Regions from separate parts of the Homo sapiens genome. Here region 2 is linked to region 1. Evidence: chromatin contacts called from ENCODE Hi-C or POLR2A ChIA-PET data. All regions are on one chromosome and are shown on one strand. The core of a region is the stretch at or near the end of the contact, and the rest is flanking DNA. Distances in the headings are between cores, read along the strand shown.

Region 1 (4,300 bases), core at 1,338-3,837:
CTCTCCTAACTCCCATCCCTCTGCCACGCCTCCCCTCCACTGCAGCACTGGCATGGTTACCTGTGAAGCAACTGCCAAAGACAACATGGGCAGCCTTTGTGTCTGGGTAGCCCAGTTCACAATGGCGGTTAATGGAAGTTCCTGTTCAGACGCCCTCCAACTCCCCAGAGGGCGTGGGCATCTCCTCTTATGTAAAGGGGAAATCTTAGGAAATTTTTAATTTTTCCTTTAATCAGTCAGCAAGGTCATAAGAGGCTTTGTAAGTATTCATTAGAAGTGGAAAGCAGGCCGGGCGTGGTGGCTCACACCTGCAATGACAGCATTTTGGGAGGCCAAGGCAGGCGGATCACCTGAGGTCAGGAGTTTGAGACCAGCCTGGCAAACATGGTGAAACCCCATCTCTACTAAAAATACAAAAATTAGCCAGGTGTGGTGGTGCGCCTGTAGTCCCAGCTACTCAGGGAGGCTGAGACAGGAGAATTGCTTGAACCTGGGAGGCAGAGGTTGCAGTGAGCCGAGATGGCGCCACTGCACTCCAGCCTGGGTGACAGAGCAAGAGTCCGTCTCAAAAAAAAAAAAAAAGAAGAAGTGGAAAGCAAAATTTCTAGTGAACATACCATAGAAATTTATAGCAGATCTACTGTGTGTCAAGTTTTGTTCTGAACAGGTGGAGAGGAGGGCACAGAAATGAACAGGCAATGAACAAGGAGCCTGGAACTCTTGGTGAATCGAGGTGTGCATGAGAGACAGGCAAATGAATAAGCATACTGTAAATCAAGGCCAGAGAGTGCCTCTGAATGGGGACCTGACAGGGTGGAAACCGATCTTCTTGTCTTGAAGTCTTCCTTGAGGGAAAGGATGAGTTTCACTGGAGTGAGGAAGAGGTAAGGAGGGCTTTTCTCCGTGGGGGTAGCATCTGCCTTCTGGGGTCGGTCTAAGGGAGGTGTGGGGAAGGGGCTGGCCTCACGGGCCTGCACCCTATGCTACCACACCGGCTTGCTCTCAGAAGGGCCCCACACTTGGTTTAATGCTCTGCTGTTGCTGCCTTGAAATTCTTACTAAGTTTTGAACTAATTATTATTTAGTTAATAAATAACAAATTATTTTCATTTTGTACCAGGCCCTGCAAATCATGCAGCTGGTCCTGCCTATGGAGATGGGACTGTAAAAGTAGATTTGGCTGGATTGTGAAGAGCTTTGCCCGTCAAGCTTGGGAACATCTGACTTTATTCCATAAGCAGTAGGGAGCCATGGAAAGTATGCTGACAGGGTTGGGAGAAAGGGGCACTGGAGGCTGTGAGACCAGGGAGGCCAGCAGTCCACCGAGGGAGGCTGATAACACCACGCTGGGATAGACACCGAGAGCTGCAGTTCCCACACCTGGTGGAGATAGGCCGGCTCTGGGCACTGGGAAGGAGGCCGAGAGCGGCCGTTGCAGGTGGCTGAGGCTTCTAGCTGAGCAGATCCTGCACATCAAGAATGCAGGAGAAAGAAGTCCCTCAGCCAGTGGCAGCGAGGCAGATGTTTTGCAGGAGTGGGGCAAGGCTCTTTCCAGAAAGACCCGGAAATCTCTGGTGGGACAGCTTGTAGAAACATGCACTGCAGCTGCTCAGCTACAGCAAATGACCTGCAGATCAAGGTTTTTGTCAGTATCGAGAGCTTCACTAGAACAAATATTCATCCAAAAATAAACTTCCCGTTCTTCCTGTTTTTATAACTTGCCTATTTCCTCTGAGTTTGAGGCTGGGCTCCAGTTCCATGGGTTATTAATCTTCAGAGGATCAAGACCTCTATAGAAGTATTTCCTGTACATGTTTATCTACCCAGCCCTAAATTATATTCTCCAAATGATAAGAGAACTTTTCCATACTCGTGTGTCAGACTTCTCCTTAGGGAGATTTCGATTAGGCACCACAGCAAGTAGGGCCAAACCAGAAAGCCTTATCTCAGAACATAGGGAACCCACGTAACGGTGGGGAGCGGCCTTTGGTGGGTTTTGATGGGCACTCAGCCTCCCTCCTCCATGTGAAAGGTAGCTTCTTTCTGGCCAGAGTTCTAAGGACATAAAGTAATAGCTGAAGAGGGCCCTATCTGAGGATATTTTAAATTCCCTGTTGAATACCACAGGGGATATTAGCTAAAGAAATTCTGCTCCTTTGAAGAGCTCAAAATACCCCTCATTGGACCATCACTTGTTCTTACAGCATCTTCCAACTAGAAACAGGGCCCCGGCCTCACAGACAAGGGAACTAGAGTGAACTTGGTGCTCATGACAGCACAGAGCAAGAGGGAAAAGCTCTGTTGAAGCTTGGGCCGAGTTCAGACCTGATAGACAAGTATGGTTAAGCAGGCGTGGGCGCTTTACTCATCGGCCCGGTCCACCTGCCTCTGGAGCCCTTCCTTGCTCTCCTACTTTTTGTGCTTACAGACGCCAAGCTAGCATGCCGGTGGTATTTTTAAAACGTAAGCCTTCTTGTATGACTCTTGCAGAGAGGCGGTGGTGACCGGGCTGCGTGGGTGGCGGCTTGTGCCGCAGCGGAACTTGGAGAAAGGCCAGCTGCCTTTTACTGAGGCCTTCCGAGGTGGGGCTGGGATGCCACATTTTTCAAACACACCACCGCAAGGCAGCACCCCTCCCCCTTAGAGATCCAGGTGACTCCACTGAGAATTACTGCGCCACACCGTGGCTTCTAGACCCACACTGTCAAGTATGTAGTCCTTGCCACCTGGGCTGTTGAACCTGGAAATGAGGCTTGTACGAACTGACTAAAAGTGCAAAATACACATTGGATTTTGAAGCCTTATTACAAAAAGAAAAAAAAGAATGTGAAGTATCTCATTAATGATTATTTTATTTTGGTTACTGTGGAAACAAATATTTTAGATATCTTGGTTTGTGTCAACTATGTTATAATTAATGACACCTGCTTTTTAATTACTCTTTAAATGTGACTACTAGAAAATTTTAAACTGTGTATGTGGCTCAGTTTCCATTTCTATGGGACAGTACCGCTAGTCTGTGCTGTGAGTTCAGCTGCCAGTTGTGGCTTTGAAACCAGTACATTCCCAGAGGCTCCTCTCCTTAGTGGTCTGGCTGAGGGGGGGTTACCCAGCCCTAACCCTAGACTGCCTAGGGTAGTGTGTGGGACAGCCTGCTTCCAGGCAAAAAGTTAATAATTTAATAAGCAGCAGCAAGAATTTCTAAAAATCCTTTCCAAAGCACCCCCCCTGGCTTTTTTTTCTTCTTCTTCTTCGTAGCCTTCTTCCTGGACCAGCCTTCTTCCTGGAAATCTTTTTTTAAATGCAGAACTCTTCCCTTCTGTCCCACATGGGACCTGTGGAGGTGATGGTGTCCAGAGGGGCTATTGTTTTATTTTATTTTCTTGTTTAAATTGTTCTTTTGCCCACAGGTCAGGCTGCTCCAGTAGCTGCCTTTTAACCCTTCCTCTGCAGGACCATCTCAGAAACCACCCAGCAAAGACTGGGAAGCCACTCTTTTAGACCAGTTCCCCCTCCCTTCTCCCTTTGGAGTGGTTACTCAAGCGCAGACATATATTGGGAAAACACAAGGTGGATGTGAAACCAAGGAAACTCCTGCTTTGAGAAGTACAGAAGTGCAGACCCACAACCAACCTCCTAATGTCAAGCTGGCATTTTAGGAAAAAGGTGTGTGTGGTGGGGGGAATTCCACTGGTGTCTGAAAGCCCCCAAGTAATTCCCTGTTGCAAGGAGGAGTCTCATGTTGACTTCAGAGGTCCAGGCAGAACCTGTTGAATTGCACAGTTCCCATTTGCTAGAGGATATTACACGGTGAGATCTCTCTGCTCAGGGACCGGGGCTGAGGGCTTCTGTCATCAGCCAGTGGAGCGGCCCTGCACCGAGGCACCTCCCTGCTTTTGCCACATTTTGCCCACCCTGCTGTCTGTCATGTACTGAACCTTTGCTGGAATAATTGCCATAGGTGTCAACATGTATTAAGGGCTTGCTGTATGAAGGTACTATGCAAAGTGCCTTTTGCTATGTGCAGCTAACTAGCATAACAAACCCCAAGATGCCCCAGAGGAGATACTCTTGTTTCCCTGTTTTGCAGATAGAGAAACTGCAGGTTAGAGAGATGAAATAAGTTGACCAAGCTAGAAATTGGTGGGCAGGGAACACAACTTGGGCCATGCTGCTTTAGAGCTGCCGAGTGTTTAACTGTTAAGGTGTCATTCTGCACTGCCTAGACCAGCCCATGTATGTTACCGTTCCATTCTGCATGAGCATTTGTCTATTATCAAGACATCTGCTGGTGCAGGCT
Region 2 (4,300 bases), core at 911-3,410, 34 kb before region 1:
TGCCAGCTCTGTCCCCTTTCTACTCTTGGAGTTAGCACCTTGTCTGTGTGGTACACAAGTGGAAAAGAGGATACACTCAACACTAAAAGTTCTTGAATGTGGATACCAAGTCTAAAGCAGATAGGTACCTGCTTGCCAAGTGTGGTAAGTTCTGGGATGGGAGTCAGAAAACTTAGGTCTGCCACTGACCTGCTGTGTGGCCTTGAGCAAGATTGTCAGCATCCCTAGACTCAGTTTTCTCATCTCTAGAATAAAGGGATTGAATAATAAAGTAATATTTAAGGATTCTTTTCATTCTAAATATTGCAAGCAGAATTTATATTTTTTAAAAAAAGACTTTTATTCTTACTTATAAGCATAATATTCTTGTTTTAAATAAAAAAAAATGATAAGAAATTAAAGGCCAGGTGCGGTGGCTCATACCTGTAATCCCAGCACTTTGGGAGGCTGAGGTGGGCAGATCACTTCAGGTCAGGAGTTTGAGACCAGCCTGGCCAATATGGTGAAATCCCATCTCTACTAAAAATACAAAAACTTAGCTGGGCGTGGTGGCGTGCATGTGTAGTCCCAGCTACTTGGGAGGCTGAGACATGAGAATGACTTAAACCCAGGAGACGGAGGTTGCAGTGAGCCAAGGTCGTGCCAGTATGCTCCAGCCCGGGCAACAAAGTGAGACCCTGTCAAAAAAAAAGAAAAAAGAAAGAAAGAAAAAGGAAAGAAAGAAAGAAATATTTATCACTGCACCAGCCAGGGGAGAGTTCACTTCCGACAAGGTGAGTCTTGAGTCTTTGAGGACTCAGAAAAGGATGATGGTAGTATTTAGGGGAGGAGACAGGTCAGCAAGGTGGAGAGGAGACATCTCATGTCCAAAGGTTTCTTCCACAGATAGGGACACTCCATGTCTGAGTTTATGCTGGGGGAGCTCAGAGAAAGCCAGTCAAGTCAGGTGAGGCTAAATTTGGGAGGATATTGAGTACCAGCCAGGCTGACAAAGCACGTATTTGGACTTTTGTTCTTTGAGTAGAACAGAGCTGGTTGAGGCTTTGAAACAAAGAGACGATGAAGTGATATGTTGGTAGAATCAAACAGATTAGTTAGAGAGTGCAGGCTAGGCTGGAGTCAGGGAGACCACTAATAATTCTGTCTGACAGATCTCAGCTGGATTTTTCTCTCTGACTTTAGTTAAATGCAGTGAGCCTGGATATAGAAACATATATTGTGAAGAGATAGTTGTTGGGGAAGATGGTCAAGGGGGCTGTGAAATTCAGAACAAAATTAGCCAACTTATTTTGTAAATCAGACATACAGCCTAGAATTAACCCAAGTGAAGTTTTGTTTTTGTTTGGTTTCAGTATTGTTACTTCTCACAGCACTCGTCAGTGAAGTGGTGAATGCTTTGCCCTTTCTCGCTGAAGTAAAATGGTTTCCATCTGACCATAACCTTTTAGAACTAGAGAGGATCTTAGGAAAATACGAGCTCAGCTCCCTCTTTTTTACACATAATTTGCAATCTGGAGAGGCTGAGTGACTAACTCAGGGTCACAAAGCTAGTTAGTTTGGGCTAGATCAGTGAGATATCATCTGGTTCCAGGCCTGTTTTGGGTACTGTGTTAAACATTCATGACAACTGCTTTGAGTTACTGAACCCTCAGGAGATAGGAAAAAGATGGTGGAAATTAATTGAGATAAAGGTGGCCCAGGTAGATGTTGAACCACCAGCATTGAACAGATGGCTAGCCTTGGTCACACCCTGCATGAGGTGGAGGTAGATGAGCTTCCCAGATGCTCTTCTTGTGTAGCTCTCCTGAACATGGTAGGTAGGGGTCTTAAGCTTTGGTTTCCGCATGTCTGTGTTCCAGGTACAGGAGCACTGGGAGTGGAGGCAGGGAAGGGCCTTCAGCTCACTATCCTGGGAGAGAGAAGGTGGGTCCTTAGATGATCAGCTGAAATACATGTGAAGTTCCAAGGTTTTTGCACCTGGGCACCAGAAAAATGTTTATGAAACATTACCTATGCTTGTTCTTCCCCCGCTGCTCCAGTGCCTTCTGTTCTCCCCATGTGTTTGCTTTTGATGTTAACTGCCAAGGTGGTGTGGTCATAGACAGCAGGAAGTAATATCTGATATGCAGGTCTCCTGGGGTGGGGGGAGGTGGGTGCCAGGATGGGAAGGGTGGCGGTTTTGGCACATTGTTGTGAGAACTCTGTGCACTTAGAAGCCAACAGGTGCTGTTATAGCAAAGAGAGAGAAGAAGGAGGAGTTGACCGTCTGGTCATACATATAACCAGCATTTTTTATGGTAGCTTTTTACTCTTAAGTTTTTCTAAGGCCACTGCACCATAGGTTAACTCCGAATAAAGTGGGGCTTGTCCTCTGTACTGAATCACACAGCTAGTAAGTATCATGGCCAAGGGCATCTACAAACCTAGGCTTGAGACAGAATGAAAATAGTCCCCAAACCAAGACACAGTATCCGGAGAGCCCAAGGTCCCACAGACGCCTAGGAGGTCCCACCCAGCTTTGCCATGGTAAGGCTTGATCCATTTCCCCATCCTACTTTGAAACTAGATTTTACCATCAGGACTCCCGTTGGGATAACAAAATTCATACTGCTTGTGTAGGACAGGAAACTTGTATTTTTTAAAAAATTTCCTTCTCTTGGGCTTCCAGCGACCCCCCTCCCCTCTGCTTTTCTTGTTAATCCCCATCAGCTGGGCATTCTTCTTAGCATAAAGGATCCCTTGTGAGGCTAAACTGTGAGGGTAGTTTGGTTATAATGGCTTACCTGTAGACCCACTCTTCCACACTCTCTTGTTCAGGATGGAGCAGTACAACAGTGACCAGGAGAACTAGATGTGTGTGGTTCATTTCCCATCCCGTCCCTGGGCAGTGTGTTGGTTGGCATGCAGCCTGAAATATACACCCCCCCAACTGTCTCAACAAGGACAATTTAGCAACAAAACCAGAGGCCCCAAGGAAGAGCATATCTGAGGTTGCTTGGGGATGTCACCAAGGAGAAACAACACTCTTCATCTCTCCCATCTTAACCTTTCTCATCCGTAGACCGATTGAATCTGAATGTCACCCCCATCCTCCCATCCTCCCGAGTTGGTATTTTAATAATCCAAGAGATTCTAACATGCTTTAGCTAATCCGGGATTTAGAAGGGGCAACACCCAAATCAAACCTAGAAGGTTGCAACCAACCTGGGCAGTATTGACCAGGGAGCATTTAGTCTTTTTAAAGATCCTCCTCTCTCTCTTCTGCCTATTAATTCATTCCGATTAATCTGTCATACTGGGTGGTATTTAAAAGGTGACACACATTCGTATTAGTGAGCTGAGGAGAGGAATGTTGCTCCTTTTCTTTCGCCCTTTGTTCTTTCTCATTTCAAATTAGATGACCAATAACCTCCCAGGGAGGCATATACCAAATGGATGTTACATGTGAAGCAAATTGTAAGAGCCAATAAAAAATAAATTCTAATTGTTGATCCAAAGAGTCGCTTTGAATAAAAAAAATTAAAAAATAAAAAAAAAATCACCTACAGCAGTCCAAAATTATAACTGGTTTTTATTTTTATTTTAAAAGGTTCGGCTGAAACTTTAAAAGGTCTATTAATGTTTTCAGAAATTTTCCTTGGTGATGTAACACAGATGTCTTTAGGATATGAATTTAGCTATTTTAATGGTTAAAGCAGTAAATATAGAGGTGTTTTAAAATGTTGCCCCTTTTTGGTGGAGTGGGGGCCAGTTACTTTGCAGGGAACAGGAATAATTCCTTATATTTGAATTTTTTTTTTTTTAACAAAACTTTGTTAACATAGGATTGGTATTTGCTTGAATTTAAAGGAAAGCAGAGCTATAAAATCATATGCTTTTACCTAGAAATGAAAATACATTGACTTAAAACAGATGTCTCTAACAAAGACTGATGCCAGGTTTTAAGATTGTATCTTGTCACCCACAAGTGTGGCACTGCATGCAAATGTGGGGAAGGCCCAAAAGTTGTTTTAATGTCTTAGGAGAAAATGTGAAGGGCATACATAAAAATGGGACAGAGTCTTACACAACAGCGTGAATGTACTTAATGCCACTGAATTGTATAAAAATGGTTAAAGTGGTAAGTTTTATGTTATGTATATTTTAGTATGATTAAAACATTTTGTTTAGGCTAGTTGTGATGGCTCACACCTGTAATCCCAATAGTTTGGGAAGCTAAGACAGGAGAACAGGAATTCAAGACCAGCCTGGGCAACATAGCAAGACTCTGTGTCTACCAAAACAAAAAAAAATTTTTTTA

What was found. A loop is a pair of places that touch in the nucleus more often than their neighbours do. ChIA-PET counts read pairs that join two places held with the same protein, here RNA polymerase II (POLR2A). Pooled maps may share reads with other maps.
Region 2: a map of posterior vena cava shows a loop between it and region 1 (18-fold over the local background). The contact joins two enhancer-like sites. A Hi-C loop is called at or near these places in 13 of 168 maps with a recorded cell type or tissue (CD14-positive monocyte, Caco-2, PC-3 and 10 more), 4 of 37 single-sample maps with no recorded cell type and 18 of 50 pooled maps. POLR2A ChIA-PET finds 5 or more read pairs at or near these places in 7 of 52 experiments (CD4-positive, alpha-beta T cell, GM12878, MCF 10A and 4 more).

The regions. Positions count from the first base shown.
Region 1 is chr2:65,381,258-65,385,557 of GRCh38, reverse strand. All of the region lies in intron 1 of SPRED2 (sprouty related EVH1 domain containing 2), which reads left to right. Among named protein-coding and RNA genes, the nearest start is that of SPRED2, 49 kb to the left of the region's middle. RefSeq lists enhancers at 2,170-2,219, 2,430-2,559. Within about 2 kb of position 2,587, at least 21 of the 41 ENCODE cell types and tissues checked have a DNase peak (open chromatin) inside an H3K27ac peak, as active enhancers do; they include OCI-LY7 and body of pancreas, where a contact is called at or near this core.
Region 2 is chr2:65,414,956-65,419,255 of GRCh38, reverse strand. All of the region lies in intron 1 of SPRED2 (sprouty related EVH1 domain containing 2), which reads left to right. Among named protein-coding and RNA genes, the nearest start is that of SPRED2, 15 kb to the left of the region's middle. Within about 2 kb of position 2,160, at least 6 of the 41 ENCODE cell types and tissues checked have a DNase peak (open chromatin) inside an H3K27ac peak, as active enhancers do; they include OCI-LY7 and body of pancreas, where a contact is called at or near this core.